2 separate regions of the Homo sapiens genome follow, and region 1 is linked to region 2. A link is an interaction called in ENCODE POLR2A ChIA-PET data of the cell type or tissue named here. Cell type or tissue: A673. All regions are shown on one strand. Links, peaks and the distances in the headings refer to the core of each region. The heading gives the core; the rest is flanking DNA. Region 1 overlaps SUGT1 (SGT1 assembly cochaperone of MIS12 kinetochore complex). Region 2 has its middle 11 kb from the start of MIR759.

Region 1 (10,848 bases), core at 2,590-7,589, 130 kb after region 2:
ATCTAAATGTTCCTCCCAATACTGCTCTCTACATCCCTTTTGTCAAAATAGCTGAGAAACTAACATCCACTGTTTTTCTACGCTTTCTCTTCACTTGTAAACCGACTTTCTCCCTGCCCATTCCTCCTCAAAACAAAACAACACACACAACACCAACACATAGTTTTTTTTCAGGGCCAAATATATTGTTTTGAAAATCCTATCCACCTTCCTTCTACTAGATATCCTTCTATCTTTGTACATTTTCACTAGTAGCCAGGTAAAACAAAAAATGCGTGCCATGGTAAGTTAAGAGCCTGGGAAATATGGATTTAATTAATCCTAATGCTGACTCCCAGGAAGGATGAGAACAGAGGTTTTAATCTCTATTTTGTAGATAAGCAAGCTGGGTCAGATAGGTTAAGTGACTTGCCCTTATCTACAGTCTCCAGCTTGCAATACACAGGAATCTGACAAGTATATTAATTTCTTACAAAAACAGGACAGGAAGAGTATCATCTTGAATATCTAAGGTGTTGAGTTTAGAAAAAACATGGTAACTGTAACACTAAAAAGCCTTGATCTTTAATCTCAGAAAAACTTTTAACACCTGGAGATGGCAGATGAACTACTGAGAGATGAGTAATCTAACCTCCCTGCTCATTCACTATAATATCAAATAACTACTAGATACTCATGTCGGCAAAGACTGTTTCCATTGTTAGAAAATGCAACAACAAGCAGTATGCAACAAGTAGACAACGGGTTAACAGAATAACTGGACCCAACTGAGAAGACCTAGATTTTAGTCCTAGACAATGAGAACTGAGGGATAATCTTGAGCTTAACTTTTCTGAGCCTGCAAAATGGGAGGAATACTAAGGGGCTGCCTGTTATGCAGGGCTGTTAGAATTAAGTAAGATACTACATTTAAAGTGATTATATATTTTTTAAAGCTTTCAGCTACATATAAACCTCAGCCTCAAAATCTATTGGAGTCAGTCCTAAAAGAAACACATACATCTTTCAAATAAAGTGTGAAGCAGATGCTTAAATACCTTAAATACCAACTAGATATACTTCAGTCCTTAAAAAGTATCTGTTGGTGTTAATACCCTGATTTTGAAAATTATACCACAGACTACTTAAGAGGTAATCATTGGACTAGTTAAGACACTATCAATGGGGGAAACTGGGTGAAAGCTATATGAGAATCTCTTATTTTTGAAATTTCTAAACATCCAAAATTATTTCTTAAGAAATAACTATACACACACACACAAACACACACACAAATGATCTGTTGAATAACTCAGTGTTTTCTAAAAGGTGCCACAAGGAAATGTGTTTTCTGTTACAGAAGAAAGCAGTCAAAATCAGAAAAAGCTGAGACACATGTTAGCTTGTTTCAGTCATTAAATCAGACCATTACTTCCAATAAAAAGAAATTTCCCTCCACTCATTAATGAAGCTATTGCTATAAAATATAATCTTAGGTTGTAGTTCTGAGTGTGCTGTGAATTTGTCCACTAGAAAAATTCTTACCTAGTTATTGCACATACTTAAAATTGACCTCAACACAAAGTTCTGTTTCTTACAGGGTTATATATACAATGAAGCCTGGTTTTCTACTCTTCTCCTAGACTTTCCTTTGGCATTTACCACCTATTTGCGTCCATCTCTAAATTAGCAATAAGAAATGGGGTAGATACCTTACCCTGTAAAGCCCTGCAAATTCCAGGCAATTAGATGACAGTATCAGTAGAAGGAACAGAAAGGAATTAAGAAAGGGAGAGGGAAGAAGGGGAAATATATCCGCCGAGTAAACCAACTTACAACCCAAAAAGAAACAACAGGAAGGGCCAACACGCAAAACTAAACACCCTCCAACTGATGTCATAAACTTTACATGGTAAACAATAAATCCCAACTCCCTCTAGGATTTTGCTGCCATTCATTTGTATTCTTAGAATTTGAGAAGTCAGAACTTTCACAGAAAGGCTACTTTATATTCATTACGGAGCAACCTTATTATACTCAATGTATCTTATCTTGAGAACATAAATAATGAAAGTAAAAAGAATGTTCATTACTATTTAATTTCAATTACACAACACAATATGAATATAAAGCTCATCAAGGCCAGAAAACAAACCTGCTACGAATTGTTTTGGCGTAGGCACATCTCCTTGCCCCTCTAGCTTTTCCCATCTCACAGCCTCTGGCTTTTTCAGTTTAATTTCAATCTGGAGGAAACACCAAATAAACTCCATTACTCGACGTAAAATACACAAAACAGTAAAAAATGCAGTTTTCTTAAGTCATCAAAGTTTTGTTAAGAATAGTATCTTTGACAGTTTCCTTAAATTATACAAGGTTAAATTTGAAAAACTATGAAACAATTTTGTTTCTACACTCAAAATTCACCCTTGAAAAAAAACAACATACACACTATATATAAGCTATAATCAAGAAGAGACTTGAAATACATATGCTTTTTTTCATCCAAAGCAATGTTCTGAACCAGGGATGATTCTGCCACCCAGGGGACATTTAGCCATGTCTGGAGACATTGTGGGTTGTCATACTGCAGTGAGGGAAGAGGTGATAATGACATCTATTGAGTAGAGACCACGGTTGCTACTAAACATCCTACAATGTACTGGGCAATTCCCCAAAATGTCAATAATGCCATTACAGAGAAATCTGATTCTAAAAGAATTACTGCATTTACATGTGCATTAACCTGTTTTACAGTGGAGAAACTTATTTCACTGTATAAACACAATACAACTCATGTTAACATTCAGGCAATCTTTCATTCAACAAATAATTACTAAGCACCTACTATGAGACAGTACAGTCTTCAAGGCTGTGGGAGATTTTTGTTTTATTTTTAGAGACAGGGTCTTGCTCTGTCTCCCAGGCTGGAGTGCAGTAGAAGGATCATAGCTCACTCTAGACTTGAACTCCTGGGCTCAAGTGATCCTCCAGCCTCAGCTTCCCAAGTAGCTGGGACTACAGACAAGTGCCACCACTCCTGGCTAATGTTTTTAAAATTTTTCGTAGAGACAGAGTCTCACTAGGTTGCCCAGGCTGGTCTCAGACTCCTGGCCTCAAGCCATTCTCCCACCTCAGCCTCCCAAAGTGCTAGGATTACAGGCATGAGCCACCAAGCCCAGGTGGATTTTTAAAATATTAAAGACACATCCTCGACCATTTGGAAGTATGTGAGATACTTTAAGAAAGTTACTGAAGTTCTAAATAAGTAAATGTTCTAAAAGCTCAGGAGAGAGCACACCTGACTGTGAAGGGGAAACGCTTTATACATCTTGAAGGGCTCTGAAGGGTAGAAGCATTTGCAAGAGTGAAGGGGTAGGTCTCCAGAGCATAGGGAATGGCCTAACTGGAGCATGGGTATGAAAGGACACTGCATCGGGGAGTACTGAGAAGACTAAGTTCACTTACTTACCGAGAAGACTAAGTTCACTTATTAAAATGAAAAGTTAATAGTATCCTAATAGCATCTTTTACTATCTAATTAAGGCTAGGCCTCTGAGTCTATCCTTGCCCCCAACACACACAATCACATAGCATTTTATCTACCTTTTGTTTTCTTTATTCAAATAATGCTCTCACCTCTATTTTAACAGGCTAATATCAGCATTTTTAGTGCAAATATTAAAGTAAGCACTATAATAAACATTATATAAAACAGTTTAAATGAGCAATTGAATTAGAATTTTATATTCTCATGTTTTTTTCCTATGAAAAGGATCACTACTTTTGTAAATGGGATTAAAAAATCAAAAGGCAGACTTAAAAAAAGAAGTCTATTCACCCTTTGGTTCTTTTATCTTTTATCAGATGACTCATTAAACTAGCAATTCCAGGCCATCTTTATACCAAATGCATTTAGCAAAAGGACCTTCAAAATTTGCACCTTAAAATACCTTAACAAGCGCTAACACAGGGAAAAACTGCCAATATTTTTAATCAGAGATAAAATGATGGTATATGTATGTGGGGTATCTGGTCTCAAGCGTTTATTTTTATTTTCTTTTGGAGCAAAGAAATGTAATAAACGACTGTTTTCATAATAAGAGAAAAATATGAAGCAAACGTCACTGGGATAAGGGCAAAGAGTAGTAACCCCAGCACCTTAGGAGGCCGAGGCAGGCAGATCACCTGAGGTCAGGAGTTCAAGACCAGCCCGGCCAACATGGCAAAACCCTGTCTCTACTAAAAATACAAAAAATAGCCAGGCATAGTGGCATGTGACTGTAGTCTCAGCTACTCGGGAGTCTGAGACAGAATTGCTTGAATCTGGGAGGCGGAGGCTGCAGTGAGCCAAGATCGTGCCACTGCACTTCAGCCTGGGCAACAGAGCGAGACTCTGTCAAAAAAAAAAAAAAAAAAAAAGTATACTATCTTTGGTGTAATTTACATGTTTAAACTCTACATATATAAAAACATATTTCATAAGAATCTCTAGAATTCCCTAAAGTTAACTACAATTAATTTTTTATAAAGTAATATACCACCAATATCTTCTATATTCTGGTTACTTTAAGTTGTCACTGCTACGATATTTATCAAAAGGGACATAAATCAAATAGATGGCAATGACACAGCAATAGTTACTGAAAAGAACTGTTAATATTATCTGAAAAATTAAAATTGCATCTTCTTTAATTTTCAACTCATCTAAAAAATGAGGGCCTGGAAAGTACTGTGTACATCACCACATTAAACTTGGCCACAGGCCACCCTATATTCACACTTCATGTTCCTGTAACTATGAACATACTGTCTATAAAAAGTTCCTTGTTTCACCTGAAGAGCAGCACAGAGTAGCATTCGCATCTACTGAAAGCCACTATAACCTGAGTAACTGTGCAGTATGAACAAAGAGGACTTTATAAAGCAAAAGGCAAAGCTCTTAGTAACAACCTGCTTCAGCTGAGACAAGCTGACCTCAACTTGAAATTATACTTAATCCATTCATTAAAATAGCTGCATGTAATAAACCACTTAAAGTAGCTTTTTTAAAAAGGTAAAAGGGGCCAGGTGTGTTGGCTCACACGTGTAATCCTGGCACTCTGGGAGGCTGAAGTGGGAGGATCACATGAGCCCAAGAGGTTGAGGCCACAGTGGGCCATGATCACTCCACTGCACTCCAGCATGGGCAACAGAGTGAGACCCTATCTACCCCCACACAAAAAAAAAAAAAGTAAAAGAAGGGAGGGACTAATGTCCTATGAAATCCTTTTTACATTTAATTCACTTTCAATGTTTGTACATGCTTTTAAAAATGAAGTTTTAAGTCTTCATGATTCGGGCAGATAGTTCTAGAATTAGCACCAGTCCAATTTCAGAGGTTTTTACTGCAACCATTAACATACCATTCTATTTTCATTTAAGTCAAAAAAACTTTAAAAGTAACTTAAAACTTTGGTAGTTTGCTTGAATGTTGCTCTCATATGTACAGGGAAGGCTCTCAAGTTGCTAATATCCCAAAAGAGTATTCACAGATTACACTAAGAATCCCTAATGTGCTGGATCATTAGCTCTCAACAGCATAGGTACTACCATCCACTTCTGAAGTCTCCTCTGCATAGCAGAGAGTTTAATTCTTTCCAATGAAAGAAATTTCAGATTTAAAGAGATGGCATTACGCTTAAGCAATCATGATATCCAGACACCACCATCTTAAGTGGTAAGTAAGATCCCACCTACTATTACAGACTGACATGAAGGGATCTTTCCCAGAGACTAAAGAGCTGGGGCAATTTATTGGCAAACTTTTAAGAACCATACACTTCAAGACTGTACTCATTAAATAATTGTTCCCCTAATCTTCAGAATACAGCCTTCCCAACATACTCTTACTAAGCTCTTTTCACATTTAATTGCTACATCAAATTCCTTTGTCTGAAAATAGCTGCCTTCGAGCCCAGACTAATACATCTACCTTGATTTTACACTAAAATATTTCTATAATCATTTTTTAAATGCAAAAAAATGGCAATGAATGGAGAAGATTGAAGGTCTTCTCCAAACTTCTAACAGCTCATTTCAAATATTTGCTGAGTACCTACTCTGTGCCAGAAACAGTGCTGGTACATAAGGACACAGCCTCTGTTCTTCTTAAAGTAATTAATCAGGAGAGACATTCCCATAAACAAAAAGATTCCAGTATGTGTCAGGTGTAGTGACTGACCTATGTATCAGGAAATATCAGGTTATCTGAAAGGAAACATGCTAGAATGTCATCTGAGTGGTGAGTCTGAGTGATTACTTCCTAAACTCCTTTATCTTTTCCAGATTTTCTATGATAACGCATTTGCTGAGTTTACAGCCCGAATAAAAATCGAAATAACTAAAATAAAACAGTAAGAAAGGTACTGTAACATTTATTGAGCTCTTATTACATATCCTGCATGCTACATGCTTCACATATATCATCTTACTTAACGGAATCACCCTATTAAAAAAGATTGTTATCCATATTTTAGAGATGTGGGAGCCAAGATATGAAATAATTTGCTGTAAGCGCATTTTTCAGCTAGAATTTTAACTTATTTCCTAAGAAATAACCAGGGGTTGAGAATAACACAAAAACAATCAGTTGTATAGTTAGAAGAGTCACAAATAGGTGCCATTGGTTAGATATATGACCATAAGCAAGCAACTCAATCTCAGCGAGCCTCAGTTTCTCCTATAAAATGAGAACAGTAGGCCCTGACTCATTTAGGGTTCTCAAGAAGATTAAATGACACTATGTATGAAAAGAATAAAGAACCACGTCTGGCAAATAACAACAGAATGCTATTATCAATATCCTCAGCTAAAAAACCTGGGCAAATTATTGAACATCTCTGGGTTAAGTTTCTCTACCTGTAAACTAGGGATAAAAATACCTACACCATGCAGTAACTATGAGAATTACATGAGATAATTCATAGTACAGTGCCTGGAATGTGATAAAACAGTCAAAACACCTATTCTTATTCTCCACAGGTCAAACAAAATGGGACTGGCTAAATAAGCTACAGTACATGCATATGCCGAAATACTTTGCTGTTGAATATGTAAGGATGTGATAAAAATATCAACAAAATGTAGCTGTTTAAAAATTATGTAAAATTCTTTTAAAAATATATAAATATACATTACAAAATATATGAAAAGATAAGAATACATTCCAAGATCTACAATTTGTGATCTTTTTTTAAACTAATTCAGTTAAAAAAGAAATCTCACTATTATCACCACCACTGTACTAAAAAAGCAAAAGAAAACAATAATTTTAAAAACTCTCATATCTATGTATTCAGACAAGCAGAAGGAAGCATCATGCCCAGATACCCCATTCCATTATATTATCACCAGGATTTTTATTTAACATACATATATTCTTCTATGAACATTAAGCAATAGGATACGCTCTAAAACTTCTCAAAGTGGGAGAAGAGAAAAGGAGGCTATTTTGTTTCTAAGACAGACATTTTTATTTCTCACAATTCCAGGCCTTCGTATTTTATATTGTATAATCAGCAAAATTACTATGACTTAACTATGACTTAAGAATACAAGAACATTTCCACAAGGGCAAATTCACCCCAAAAGACTGAGAATTCTAATTCTTTTTTTTCTTTTGGAGACGGAGTCTCACTCAGTCACCCAGGCGGGAGTGCAGTGGCGCGACATGATCTCGGCTCACTGCAACCTCCGCCTCCCAGGTTCAAGCGATTCTCCTGCCTCAGTCTCCCGAGTAGCTGGGACTACAGGCACCCGTCACCACGTCCAGTTCATTTTTTGTATTTTTAGTAGAGACAGGTTTTCACCAAGTTGACCAGGCTGTTCTCGAACTCTTGACCTCAAGTGATCCGACCGCCTTGGCCTACCAAAGTGTTGGGATTACAGGCATGACCCACCGTGCCCGACTTGTGAATTCTAAATCTTAAAGGGAATGAAAATTAATTTTTAAAATGAGTATTTCACAATATGGGTGCCACTAAAGTCACAATTCTGAGACTGTGACCAGAGAATAGTGTCATGAAATCAACAAGATGAAAGACATATAGTTTCTTAATTTCTAAAAAATTAATAGGCTGACATTAAAGCTGATATTCAGTAAAAAGTAGCAATAACTATCAGAGATACTGAAAAAATATGAATCCTGGCTTGGAAAAACATATTGGATACTACACTGTAAAATAGTTAAGAAATGCTACTTCATTAATTTCAGGGTTTTACCTCTTACTACTTTCATCACAAATTACATATCACTCAAATAAATAATATTTAACCACTGGCTATACATGGATATGCAACATTCATTCAATCTTGAAGGTGGGAAAGAAAAGAGAATTCCCAAAAGCAAAGAAATCGCCCTTTTAAGCTGCAAATTTTACAGAATCTCTACTATTAAGCAGATTCTCCTCTGCAAAATGCGTCCTTTCTCAATTCACAAAGGTCCAAGATATCTCAACAATCAAGATATCTGAATACATGAAAAGCAAATTATTTTAGTACTGTTGTCTCTTAAGTGTCCACGAAGTAAGCCTCAGTAACCCAGATATTTTATTTTCAGTATTTTAATATTGTCTCCCTCTACTGTATGAAAAAGGAAATTCAAAGATTTTATCATTTATTTCCCTTAAGACATAATTAAGAAAACTTCTTTCAATTTGCTTCCCCCCAAATAGTTTAAGAGTTAGTAATCTAACAAGATTTTGTGTGTGCACATATATATATATATGGTATATAAAATACAGAGATTCCAGGGTCAGGACAAGAAAAATAATAATTCTTTAGGACACATCCTTAGAATCTAAGTTCTCCAATTCAAAACTTAGAAAAACCTAAGCAAAGATGCACTAGTTTGGTTGGCAATCAGAAGTGTATCTACGTCTCCTAGGCCAGGCTGAAGAATTTAGTTAACTAGGTAAACTTGGGGAAAGTATTTAAACTCCATTAACATGATTGTTTTTCCACCTGCAAAACTAAGAATAAACATTCTCTGCCAATGTCATGGGACTAAAACCAAAATCCAATTTTAATTCATTCACTGAACTAAGCACCCACTGTGCAATGTATGTGGTGAGGGCTGCCAAGTTTAGCAAATAAAATTATAGCATGAAACATATTTACATAATAAAAATTATTCATTGTTTATCTTAAATAGAAACTTAAATGAACATCTTGTAACTTTATCTGGGGACCCTAACTGGGGCACATACAAAGATACAAATAAAACATGCTTCTTATCCTCAAAGACTTACACAGAAACGAGGGACATGAAATGTATACATAAACTACTATATAAGGAAGAAAAGTCGTCACTTAGCATTTAAAGAGGAAGGGGCAGAAAAGGCAAACTGAGAACATAGTAGTATGGTTGAAGAATGGTTAAAATTAACAAATCCAAGACTCAAAAGAGAAAAAAGAATTGAGATAAGAGTGCTTAATTACATCCTCAACTCTAGCCACACATCTATGTATTTACCACACATGATATTCTTCCACTATAGGAGGTGGCTCAGTAATACAAGTTCTTAAGTCATTTATCATTAATTCACACTCAATTTAAATAACTCCAAATGGACATGCATTAACAATCTTTTTTTTTTTTTTTTTGAGACAGAGTCTCACTCTGTTGCCCAGGCTGGAGTGCAACGTAGTGATCTCAGCTCACTTGCATTAGCAATCTCGATAGACATATACCAAAAAAAGTCAAATTCATTATTTTATGAACTATATCCCTCTCAAATCTACCTATTTTGTGCTTGATTACTAAAAATTCTTTTATTAAACAAATTCTATACTATGTGGATAGGACCAGTGAGAGACCAAAATCCTGGTAAGATTTCATCCCTTTCCTCACTTTCTATTGTCCCAAGCAGCTATTTCAAAAATCTGCCTCATAATTAACCAGCTTTGTTCTTGACAATCTTCAAATAAGTAGGCAGATCCTTTTTAACTGGATGCAAAAAACTACTTCACTTTACACTTTCTTCTCCAACCCTCTGCAGCTGTGTCCTTTCTGCAGGCCCAATTATCATTCTTCACAACACAGGCCAACCCCGATCCTGTTCCACAACAGGAAACTTCACATGTCCTTAGAGCTTCAACCTAATAAATACTAACACAGTATGCTGCAGGACCTATGTATAAAAAAAGGAGTAATAGGCCAGGTGCAGTGGCTCACACCTGTAATCCCAGCAGTTTGGGAGGCCAAGGTGGGCAGATCACGTGGTCAGGAGATCAAGACCATCCTGGCCAATATGGTGAAACCCCATCTCTACAAAAATACAAAAATTAGCTGGGCGTGGCAGTACATGACTGTAATCCCAGCTACTCAGGAGGCTGAGGCAGGAGAATCACTTGAACCTGATTCAAGAAGGCGGAGGTTGCAGTGAGCTGAGATCACAGCACTGCACTCCACCCTGGCAACAGAGCTAGACTACATCTCAAAAACAAGGAAAAAAAAAAAAAGTAGTAATGGAAAAAGCCTACCTACATCATTTATTCCCATTAACTCATTTATCATATACCTTCACACAATTCTACAGCTGAAAGGACTCCAGAGTTCATTTGGTCCACAGCCCTCCTTTCAAAGGTGCTGAAAATTCAGTCTTATAGTCATTTTGTGCCTAGACTAAATACACAGGGCAAGCAAAGATCCAGAGTCAGATTTTTAAATTTTCAGTTTTTTTCCTACTAAATTACACTATTATCTACATCTTTTGAGTGATACTCTCTGAATATTAATTCTGTTGTATATCTCTACTTCTTTTAGAAACTATAAAGGAATCTAAAAATTACTCAAACTATAATTTACTCATTGTTCCCTCATAATAG
Region 2 (10,848 bases), core at 2,935-7,934:
GTGTGGAGGAGAGGGCAGGCAGAGCAGTCTGCCCTGGGAAGGCTGGGAGGAACCTGCCATGGGTTTGGACAGGCAGGCAAAAGACAGCTGCCCTTTCTGAAGGCATGCGCCCTCCAAGGCCTGCCAAAAGGTCAGCTTACCATAGAGGACCCGAAGTGAGCCCAGAGCCTTTTAGGAACACATCTGCTATTCATGTATAATGTAACTGGATCAACTCTGAAACCAAGAGGCTTTAACCGCAGAGCTTGTCTGGAGGGAGATAATGAGGAGGAAGAAAAGGCCAATGAAAACAGAAAGTCCAGATAAAAAGCCCAGAAACAGATTAGGTCATCCCAGGTTTATTGTCATGGAAGAACCATTTCTCCAAGAGTGAAAAACTTGCAGCCCAGTTGCTAAACAAACTAACCTGTGGATTGTTTTACCTTCCTGGCCTCAGTTAGCTCCCTAGATCTTGGTTCACCTCCCTGGGCCTAGGTTAACCTCCCTGAGTCTCTCTTGGTTATCTTTTGGCTCTAACACCAGAGATTTCCCAGATTCTAAGTGGTAAGAAACATACAAAAAGTAAACTAAATAACATGTTTCCTTGAAATATTAATCAATCATGCTTTCCTTTTTATGACTCGCTTTTGAATCAGTCAGAGGCATTCATGTGGCCTCAAGGAGAATTAGGAATGCTTTAGTGGGACTGCAAAGGGAAGAAAATAAATTTTTTGCTTTCAAAATAAGCCTTCAGAGCTCAAAGTGAAGCCCTGGGGGAAGCAGGGGAGAGTTTTCATTATAACCATGGATGGAAAGAAGAGAAGGGGTGTCTACCAGGTGACAGTTAAACTGGACTGGGATGGGAATCAAGACCCAGGATGGGATGGTGGATGGGGTTGAGAGGAGGACACCAGACCTGGTGAGCAGGGAGGACACCCCAGGGAAAGAAGGAGTTCTTATGATCAGGGACCAGAACCTGAAGTCTCATGACAGCCAAGTCATTCCTTTTTTGGCTTTTTTGTTTGTTTGTTTTTTTGAGACAGGGTCTTGCTCTGTCACCCAGGCTGGAGTGCAGTGGCGCGATCTCAGTTCATGGAAATCTCCAACTCCCAGGCTCAAGCTATCTTCCCACCTCAGCCTCCCAAGTAGCTAGGACTACAGGCGTGAGCCGCCATGCCCAGCTGATTTTTGTATTTTTGGTAGAGACGAGGTTTCACTATGTTGCCCAAGCTGGTCTTGAATTCCTGAGCTCAAGCGATCTGCTCGCCTCAGCCTCTCGAAGTGCCGGGATTACAGGCGTGAGCCACTGGAAGTCTCAAGATAACCAAGTCATCCTTGACTCCTCTCACTCACACCCCACATACACTCCATCAGAAGAGCCTTTTCTGCCTACAGAATGCATCCAGAATCTAATCACTTCTTACCACTTCTGCTCCTACCACCCTGGTGCCAGCCACCAGCACCTCTCACCTGGTTTATTACACACCTCCCAGTGGGTCTCCATGTGCCTGTCCTACCCTCATCTCTTCTCAGCACCGCAGTTGGAGCTGTGTGCCATGTAAGTCAGATCCTGTGATTCCTCTGCTCCAATCATCTGACAACTCCCCATCTCAAGCATCCTCAAAGCAAAGCCTCCCAGATCCCACCAGGATAGGGCTCCTGTGACCTCTGTCACCTCCCATCATCCTTACTGCTCCTTGAACATGCCTGACACTCTCCCACCGAGGGCCTCTGCATGAGCCCTCTCCTCCATGGATGCTCCAGCCATCCTCATGGCTGCCTTCCTCTCCTCCCCAATCCCTGCTTAAGCTCGCCTTTTCACCCTACTGCCAGCTGCCTCACAAACACCCCCGACTGGTCTTGCACAAATTGCCTTCTAAGATATTACGTAAGAATTTATTGGCCAGGCGCGGTGGCTCATGCCTGTAATCCCAGCACTTTGGGAGGCCGAGACAGGCGGATCATGAGGTCAGGAGACCGAGACCACAGTGAAACCCCATCTCTACTAAAAATACAAAAAATTAGCTGGGCGCAGTGGTGGGCACCTGTAGTCCCAGCTACTCGGGAGGCTGAGGCAGGAGAATGGCGTGAACCGGGGAGGCGGAGCTTGCAGTGAGCTGAGATCGCACCACTGCACTCCAGCCTGGGTGAGAGAGCGAGACTCCAACTCAAAAAAAAAAAAAAATTTATTATGTTTAACCCTCCTTGTCTGTCTCCCCTACTGGAATATAAGCTCCATGAGGACAGATATCTTTGTTCTATTCACTGATGTAGCTCAAGTACCTAAAAGAGTGCCCAGAAGGTGGTCAATAAATATTTGTTGAAGGCCAGGCATGTTGGCTCACGCCTGTAATCCCAGCACTTTGGGAGGCTGAGGCGGGTGGATCACAAGGTCAGGAGTTTGAGACCAGCCTGGCCAACATGGTGAAACCCCGTCTCCACTAAAAATACAAAGATTAGCCGGGTGTGGTGGTGTCTGCCTGTAATCCCAGCTACTCGGGAGGCTGAGGCAGGAGAATCGCACGAACCCAGAAGGCAGGGGGTTACAGTGAGCCGAGATCGTGCCACTGCACTCCAGCCTGGGAGACAGGGTGGGATTCTGTCTCAAAAAAAAAAAACAAAACAAAAAATATGTTGATCGAATGAATGAATGAATGAAACCATCCCCACCCACTGAGCAATGTCTATGTGGTCCAGGCTGAATGGCCCAGCAGCCACTGTTGGCTGAGTCTTCAATCAACAGCTGCCTATGGACTTTCCAGCAATAGGAGGTCCACGTGGGCCCCAAGACTTTTCTGAGCCTCATCCAAACTTGCCCCATACAGATATTCCCCCTTTAACTGCTAAGGAGGCTGTAGTGGTGAGAAGGGAAACACTGCACAGTGGTGAAGGCCACCCCATGGCTAAAGATCTGATGGTGCTCTTTTGTTCTATTTTATGCAGCAAAATTTTATTCAATGTGGAAACTAGTAGTGCTCAGGCCTTGGAGAAATTTTGTAATGAGTCCATACCAGAATATGTAAATAACTCTTAGAAATCAATAAGAAAAATACAGAAAACCCAATAGAAAAATGGACAAATGACTTAGATCCTTCGCAAAAGATGATCTCCAGACAATAAATACAGTAAATTGGTTAATTAATCATAAGAGAATTGCTAACCAAAACTACAATGCAGTACACCCATCAGAATGCCAAGAGGAAAACGGAGGAAATTTGTGTTGGCAAGGAAGCAGGACAACTGCAACTCTCAAACACAGCTGGTGGAAGTGTAGTTGTACAACTACTTTGGAAACCATTTGGCAGAATCCACTGAAGCTGAACATACTCATACCGTATGACCCAGCAATTCTACTCCTAGGTATACACCCAGCAGAAATGCATCTATATGCTCATTACAGATGTGAACTTGAATGCTCACAGCAACACTGTTTGTAAAGCATAAAGCTGGAAACTACCTAAATACTCATCAACAGTAGAACAAATAAATTATGCTTTATTCATGCAATGAAATTCTTTAAATGGCCTATATCTACACACAAATATACGAATGCCTCTTACAAAAGTCAGAGAGGAAAGAGTACATACTGTATGACTTCATTTGAGTAAATTACGAAACAGGTGAAATAATCTATGGTGCTAAAAGTCAGGATGGTTATTATCCTGGTGAGGGTAGCGACCATAGGGGTTTCTAGGGTGCTGGTAATGCTGTTTCTTGATTGGAATGCTGATTGCATAGGAGTGTTCATGAAAATTCATCCAGGTCGATATACATACTATGTGTACTTTTTGTGTAAGCATTATATTATACTTGGAATTTACTTTTTTTTTTTTTCTGAGACGGAGTCCTGCTCTGCCACCCAGGCTGGAGTGCAATGGTACAGTCTTGACTCACTGCAATCTCCGCCTCCCAGGTTCAAGCAATTCCCCTGCCTCAGCCTCCCGAGTAGCTGGAACTGCAGGCACATGCCACCATGCCTGGCTAATTTTTGTATTTTTAGTAGAGACAGGGTTTCTCCATGTTGGCCAGGCTGGTCTCAAACTCCTGACGTCGGGTGATCTGCCCTTGCTGGCCTCCAAAAGTGCCAGGATTACAGGCATTAGCCACTGCGCCCAGCCTCAAGGAATTACTTCCAATGAGGGGGACAGATACATGAGCCATTCCTCACGTTGTAAGGTGGAACGAAGTGAGTGAAAAGCAGAAATGGAAGCCATGTGCTATGAAGGCCAAGAGGGACAGAATTCTCTCTGACTTGGAGATGCGGTTCACAAAGAAAGCTGGGCTTTGAGGAAAAAAGCTGAATAAATTAATGGAGAAAAATCCAGGCAGAGCAAAGACCAGAAACACAATACCAAGCATGCCTCATTTGAGGGCTGAGAGAAAAGCTTAGAAGCCAGAACTTGAGGGAGTGGGGAGGGAGGGGGAAGGAAGGGAGCATCCCACGGGCCCTGCCTTTCCTACCTCAACACATTGCCATGTGTTGACTTTAGCTTTCCTCTAACTGACTTCTAAAGAACCACAGTATGTTCACAAGTATTAACAAAATCATTGCATGGCCAAAGACATTAAGAAAACACTGCACACTAGATCTCTCTTGGAGATTCATAATATACCTTAACATATTAAAAGCTTGTAACATCCTGCAATCATGAAGCCTGCTGAATTCAGTGTTTCTCAACTTTAGTTCACTATGGAATCTTTTCTGTCTCTCTCTCTTTCTTTCTTTCTTTTCTTCCTTTCTTTTTGAACGCATATTAAGATGCCATCTGGTCACACCTAGGGTAATGCCAGCTCCAGTAATAAAGAAATCCCAATTTTTTTCAGTGCCTTCCACAATAAAAATGTACTGCTTACTGACATGGTACTATTAGTGAAATGCAGGAGTCACTTGTCAGTGGGTGGTCATCCATAGTGATTCAAGGCCCAGGTTTCTTCCATTTGGTGACTTTTCCATTGCCTGGCATTCAGAATCTTTAGCATCCTAGTCAGCAGATAGGGAATACAGAATGGAAAAGTAGGTTCACTTCTTGACCGCCTTAACCATTGATAAGAATACTAGTTACATGTCCCCATCTGGGCACAAATGCATTTGGGAAATGTAGTCTGTGGCTGGGCAGCTATTCTATGGTATTAGAGAATGCAAATTTTGTTGTGGTTTTTCTGCCACATCCAGTAACTGAATATATTCCCTAAGCCACTGCTTTTTGTCATCGCACCTTTAATCATGCCATTCCTTTTGCCTAGATAGTCCCTTCCCCTCCCACAAATACTTTCTCCAACTGGCAAATTCTTACCCTCCTCTGGAGCCCAAGAGAAAGGTCACCTGCTCCATGAGCCCTTTCCTCACCTTGACCTTGTTGATCTTCTCTGTGTACCCGCATGACTTTGGTGAGAGGTCATCAAAACCTTGTGTCTATTTCCAACCAGAAGAAGAACCCTATATGGGCAAGGTCTCTACCTCAGTTACCTTCATATCCCCAGTCCAGAGCTGTGCTTGATGAAACAGTCAGGGCACAATAAATAGAGTGGAAAGGGAGGGAGGGAAGGAAAGAAGGAAGGAAGGTAGGAAGGAAGGAAGGAAGGAAGGAAGGAAGGAAGGAAGGAAGGAAGGAAGGAGGGAGGGAGGGAGGGAGGGAGGAAAGGAAGGAAGGAAGGGGAGGGAGGGAGGGAACAAACTGTGGCATATGAAGGAATATAGTAGGAGGATATTGCCCCTTTCAATCTGTTATTCTGTAATTAACAAGGGCAAAGGGGCTTTTTATAAGAGTTTTGCTCCTCTTAGGAGCCCAGGGGTTAGATAGATGCCACTATAGGCAATTTATGCTCTAATCTTTTTCTCTGAGTGTTTTTTGTAGATGGCCTTTAACAGCATGCAAATTTGTACCCTTTTGTTCATTCAATCTCAGGATTGACACTAATGTAAACAATTATTGAAGTCCCATGTCTGGAAGATGCCTGGATAAATGTTTTGGTCTGAACGCAGTCAAGCTGTACTTGATGGTATATAATTTAAAATAACACAATTAAAATGGGTAAGAAAAATCCAGACAAGCCGGGCACAGTGACTCACGCCTGTAATCCCAGTACTTCGGAAGGCAGAAGCTGGTAGATCACCTGAGGTCAGGAGTTCGAGACCAGCCTGGCTAACATGGTGAAACCCTGTCTCTACTAAAAAAATTAGCCGGGCATGGTGGCGTGTGCCTGTAATCCCAGCTACTTGGGGTGCTGAGACAGGAGAATTGCTTCAACCCAGGAGGCGGAGGTTGCAGTGAGCTGAGATCGCACCATTGCACTCCAGCCTGGGCGAGAAAGCAAAAAAAAAAAAAGAAAAGAAAAGAAAAGAAAAATCTGGACAAGATTTAATGCTCTAAAAAGAAACTTTAAAATGCAGTCTCACAATCTTTTTATTGATATTGTCAAGATAAAATATTATTCCCAGAGAGGTTCATCAGTCTTTCTTCACTGAAAACCAGAAGAGGCACCTGATCTGGTGCGGGCACCAGAGGAGCTTTGCCTGCCTCAGCCCAGGGTGATGCAGGAGTCAGCTGCCCTGCCCTGTTCACCTGACTTCAGGAGCCTGAGTCAGAGTTCAGTCTGCACAGGCAGGACTTGAACCCAGACCCACAGAGTGAGCCCTTGTCAGCTGTGCTGAGTAAGAAATTAGAAATGTTGCAGGTCCTGAGGTGGGGTAGGTGGACAGTGGGATTCCTGAAGGATTCCATACCACCTGGCAGGAAGAACAAATCAAATCCCTGGTTTTAGCACTGACTTGTCTCTAAGACAGCATAAACAAGTTACTTAATCTTTGCTGGCCTTATTTTTGTTATCTTTAAAAAGGGACTAACTATATCAGTCCTCCTTTACCACCTCAGAGTGTTACAAAAACCAAATCAGACCAGAAATTTACATTAAGCCAAGAGTGACCAGGAAGAGGGAAAATGTCCAGACATCCTTGCTACCCTGGAGTTGTATGTCTTCCAGACAGGGTTGCTGCCTCACCCTAGGGTGTCCCTTCTGGCATCTCAGGTATTGCCCAACCACACAAAAACAGAAGATCTGCCATGAGCAAGAGCTGGAGCCTGAGCTGGTGAATGTCCCACCACCTTGACAGTGGATATGCGTTTGGCCAGGGTGTCATGGGGGCTATTGCTGATAACCATGACCTTAATATCTGATCCCACATTTCTCATCTTTACCAGACTTTAGACAGAGCCATCCCTCTAAATGCCAGTTTGGTCTGATGCTTGATGCCTTGTTTTCAGCAGCTTTCCTTCCCAAGACATGCTGGCTTCATTGATAAGTGTTGCTAGCTCTTTATCGACATCATTTTAGGAAAGGTTGCCAAGGCAACAGGATTCAGGAATGATTCTCATTACTGTACAGTTCCCAACAAATAAGTGTCTGTGTGTATGTGGTCTCAACCAGTATTGGCACTCCCATCTCCAAGCTAAAACGTCAACACTTACAGTTTGCAGCACACAATTCAACATGTAATTATATATTGTCTCTTAGTAATTATACATTGTCTTAGTGAACAATGCAGCTGTGGGCACCCACAGCAGCTCACATTAATACCTCCTACGTTAACATCCTCCTTCACTGATGGGCCAATAATACACATTTGTAGAAGCCATAAAGAAAGCCAAGATATTCACAGAAACATATTTATAGACCAAACCTAAACTCTGACTTCTGAACACTGCCTCAGTTTCCATCATGTAGGACCTTATGGTTCCCACTGCTGGAATTGGCCAGACTGTGATTGTTTTGTTTTACCCATTGGTTTTCCAAGAAGGAAATACCAATACTCTCAATGTAGCCAGGGTTTGACAAAGACCAAGTGGGGTGAGCCCATTCAAACTGGGACAGATTCCTATATATTTTCTAAAACTATGGAATAGGAGTGAAACCACAATGTCAAAAGTCTCCAGCTTCAACCCTGGTGCTTCACTTGGATGATGTCCCTGCTCTGTACCCAGAACTATGAAACCCACACCAATCACTTAGAAATGTCAGACTTGGCCGGGCGCGGTGGCTCACATCTGTAATCCCAGCACTTTGGGAGGCCGAGATGGGCAGATCACGAGGTCAGGAGATCGAGACCATCCTGGCTAACACGGTGAAACCCCGTCTCTACTACAAATACAAAAAATTAGCCGGGCGTGGTGGCGGGTGCCTGTAGTCCCAGCTACTCCAGAGGCTGAGGCAGGAGAATGGCGTGAACCCGGGAGGCAGAGCTTGCAGTGAGCTGAGATCGCGCCACTGCACTCCAGCCTGGGCGACACAGCGAGACTCTGTCTCAAAAAAAAAAAAAAAAGAAGAAATATCAGACTTTACTTTTCCTCTCTAGGCTGTGAAGGAAATCTATAGTGACAGTAGAGTTGAAGGGGGAAAATATAAATAATTTAAAATCTCTATGTGGGTTATAACATATAGCTCTTCCTCTTCCCCATCTCCTCCCTTCCTCCCCAAAAAAGCTTTAGAGGAGATAACTGGATTACAGGAGGTCTGGGATTGTAAGCACTGAGTTGCATTTTGAAAGAATTGGTGGCTCCAGGTCATTTTAATCAAGTTGCATGTCAGCTTGCAAATTTTCCAAATTAGCTGTAGCTGGAGGAGAGCAAGATGCCTTTCTTTCCTAAAGAATCAAAACAGATTGTTGTGACATGTTCTCAGTCATAATGACAGATTGGAGCCACTGTTTGTGGTACAAGTCAGAAAACAAAGCAACTTTTTTTTCCCTAAAATTGTAACCTTTGATTGATTTCTGTTGAGATTTGGGCATCTCCCAGTTTGTCAGTGATGTTGATGGAGTTCACAAAAATCTTAAAAGCCAGATGCGGACACAGAGACTGATTTAAAGACTGGAAAAGGAAGCCTCTTGGCCTTGAGGGCAAGTTTTAGGGATGCTTAGTGTGAATGCTGTTCAAATGTTGTTCCCTAGAAATGAGAGGATAATAGAAAAGGAATAGTTGGCACTCCCTCATCCTGGGCAGCACTCTGCTTCTGAAACAGGAATACTCCTACAAATAAAAGCTATGCAAGCCATCCTGAATAAGGCCGGCTCTGCACAATCAAACCAATGGATCATGCCCAGCCGGGGATCTGTGTATCCCCCGATCAGTCCATGCAAAGGTCAGTCCTACATCACATCTCGTCAGAATGGCTGAGGCACAGAAGATTGGTTTTCACAAACCAGGCAGGAAGGGTTTTAGACCTGTCATTCATCTTGAAGTCACCCAGTAAACAATACAGCTTAAGACTATGGTTCCTGAATCCATAAATAGAATATTGAATTAATATTTGCATAATGCAAGGGAGGAACTAGGAAGCCAGGGAATGAACAATGACGGGATATGCTGGAACAATCCCTTAAAATGCCAACAAACCCAAAAATAAACAAGCACCTCCCACATTCTCAATATCTCAGTTTCCTTTACCAACTATTTCTCATTTTCTTCTTAAACCCACACCTTGTCTTAGTCCAGCTTTGAGGGTCATCTCCTCCCCCAAAGAACTTAGAGAAATGAGAATGAGTGCGTTTTCAGAAAAAGAATAGAAAATAGGGGAATGGGCTGGCCACAGTGGCTCACACCTGTAATCCCAGCACTTTGGGAGGCCAAGGCAGGTGGATCATGAGGTCAAGAAATCGAAACCATCCTGGCCAACATGGTGAAACCCTATCTCTACTAAAAATACAAAAATTAGCTGAGCATGGTGGCTTGTGCCTGTAGTCCCAGCTATTCGGGAGGCTGAGGCAGAACAATCGCTTGAATCCGGTAGGTGGAGGTTGTGGTGAGCCGAGATTGCACCACTGCACTACAGCCTGGTGACAGAGTGAGATTCTGTCTCAAAAAAAAAAAAAAAAAGAAAAGAAAAAAGAAAATACGGAAATAATGCATTGAGCCAAAAGTTGCATAGATCTGGTATGAAAAGAGGAAGAGATGCCAAGGGAATGAGAGAGAAACAGTTCAGAAGAATGATGAGAACTCAGAGAATTGAATGTCACGGAGGCCCTCTGAGGAAAGAGCTTCAAGGAAGATGGGTTGCTAAGAGCACCCAAGATTACAGAGTATTAAGGGATGGGCACTGCGCAGCTTGACCATTGGAGAGATGCCCCTGATGTCAGGGGTGTCATCTGAATAAGAAGCTAGGGAAGGTCCCCACTGAGGAGGTGTAAGCTGCCCCAGGGATATGCCCCAGATAATGTTGGCGGCAGATGAGGATGACTGGTAAAGAAGCTCACCAGTGAAAAGAAGTAGAACTGGGGGAGCGGGTCAAGTGTCTGAAAGCTGGAGAAGGGCCAGTGGAGAAAAAGAGAAACAATCCAGACTACAGGAGAGAACACAGGGTCCCAACAGAAATGATGGCCTCCAAGGTTGGCTCTGTTGAGGAAAATGTCCACCTAATCTTCTGAAACTGGAAAGTGGAGGGCAGGGGAGGTGACAAACCAGAAATATATTGGAGTGGAGGGGAGATGGCCAGAGATCATTCCAGTGGGCCTCAGTCTTCTCATGACCATCCGCCTAGTTGGGACAGAGGTAGGGAGCATCTGGAGAGAAGGGAGGACATTTGCAAGCACCTTGGATAGAACAGAATGGAAGGGGAAAGGGGAAAGTTTTAGGCAGACAGTGGGAATTGGATGAAGAATCAAAGTGCGCTGGGTAGGAGAATAAATGCATTAAAATCCCTGAAAAATCAGCAGTGGAAAATATTCTCAAGCTCTCTCTTCCTTCCTATGCTGGCCTAAAACGAGGCCACAGTCCAATCAGGCCTCCTAATATCCAATAAGATCAGCAGTGTGTAGGCTGTTCCTTGGGGCTCAAGTCCTAGACTCAAGGCTTAATGAGTCACCTGCTCTATATTTTC

What was found. Peaks named below come from ENCODE experiments on the same cell type or tissue, not always from the same donor. Only the 100,000 strongest peaks of a DNase experiment are listed, where the experiment ranks them.
Region 1: POLR2A ChIA-PET joins it to region 2 with 8 read pairs; 5 of 35 experiments call an interaction of 5 or more read pairs at or near these places.

What each region holds. Positions count from the first base shown.
Region 1 is chr13:52,667,607-52,678,454 of GRCh38, reverse strand. SUGT1 (SGT1 assembly cochaperone of MIS12 kinetochore complex) reads right to left here. Exons shown (of 13, transcript NM_006704.5): 11 at 2,135-2,225. Among named protein-coding and RNA genes, the nearest start is that of SUGT1, 20 kb to the right of the region's middle. In A673, for the core only: no CTCF peak of the experiment used is centred there; no DNase peak of the experiment used is centred there.
Region 2 is chr13:52,793,865-52,804,712 of GRCh38, reverse strand. No RefSeq gene overlaps it. Among named protein-coding and RNA genes, the nearest start is that of MIR759, 11 kb to the left of the region's middle. In A673, for the core only: no CTCF peak of the experiment used is centred there; DNase peaks (open chromatin) are centred at 5,492 and 5,802; H3K27ac peaks cover 2,345 bases.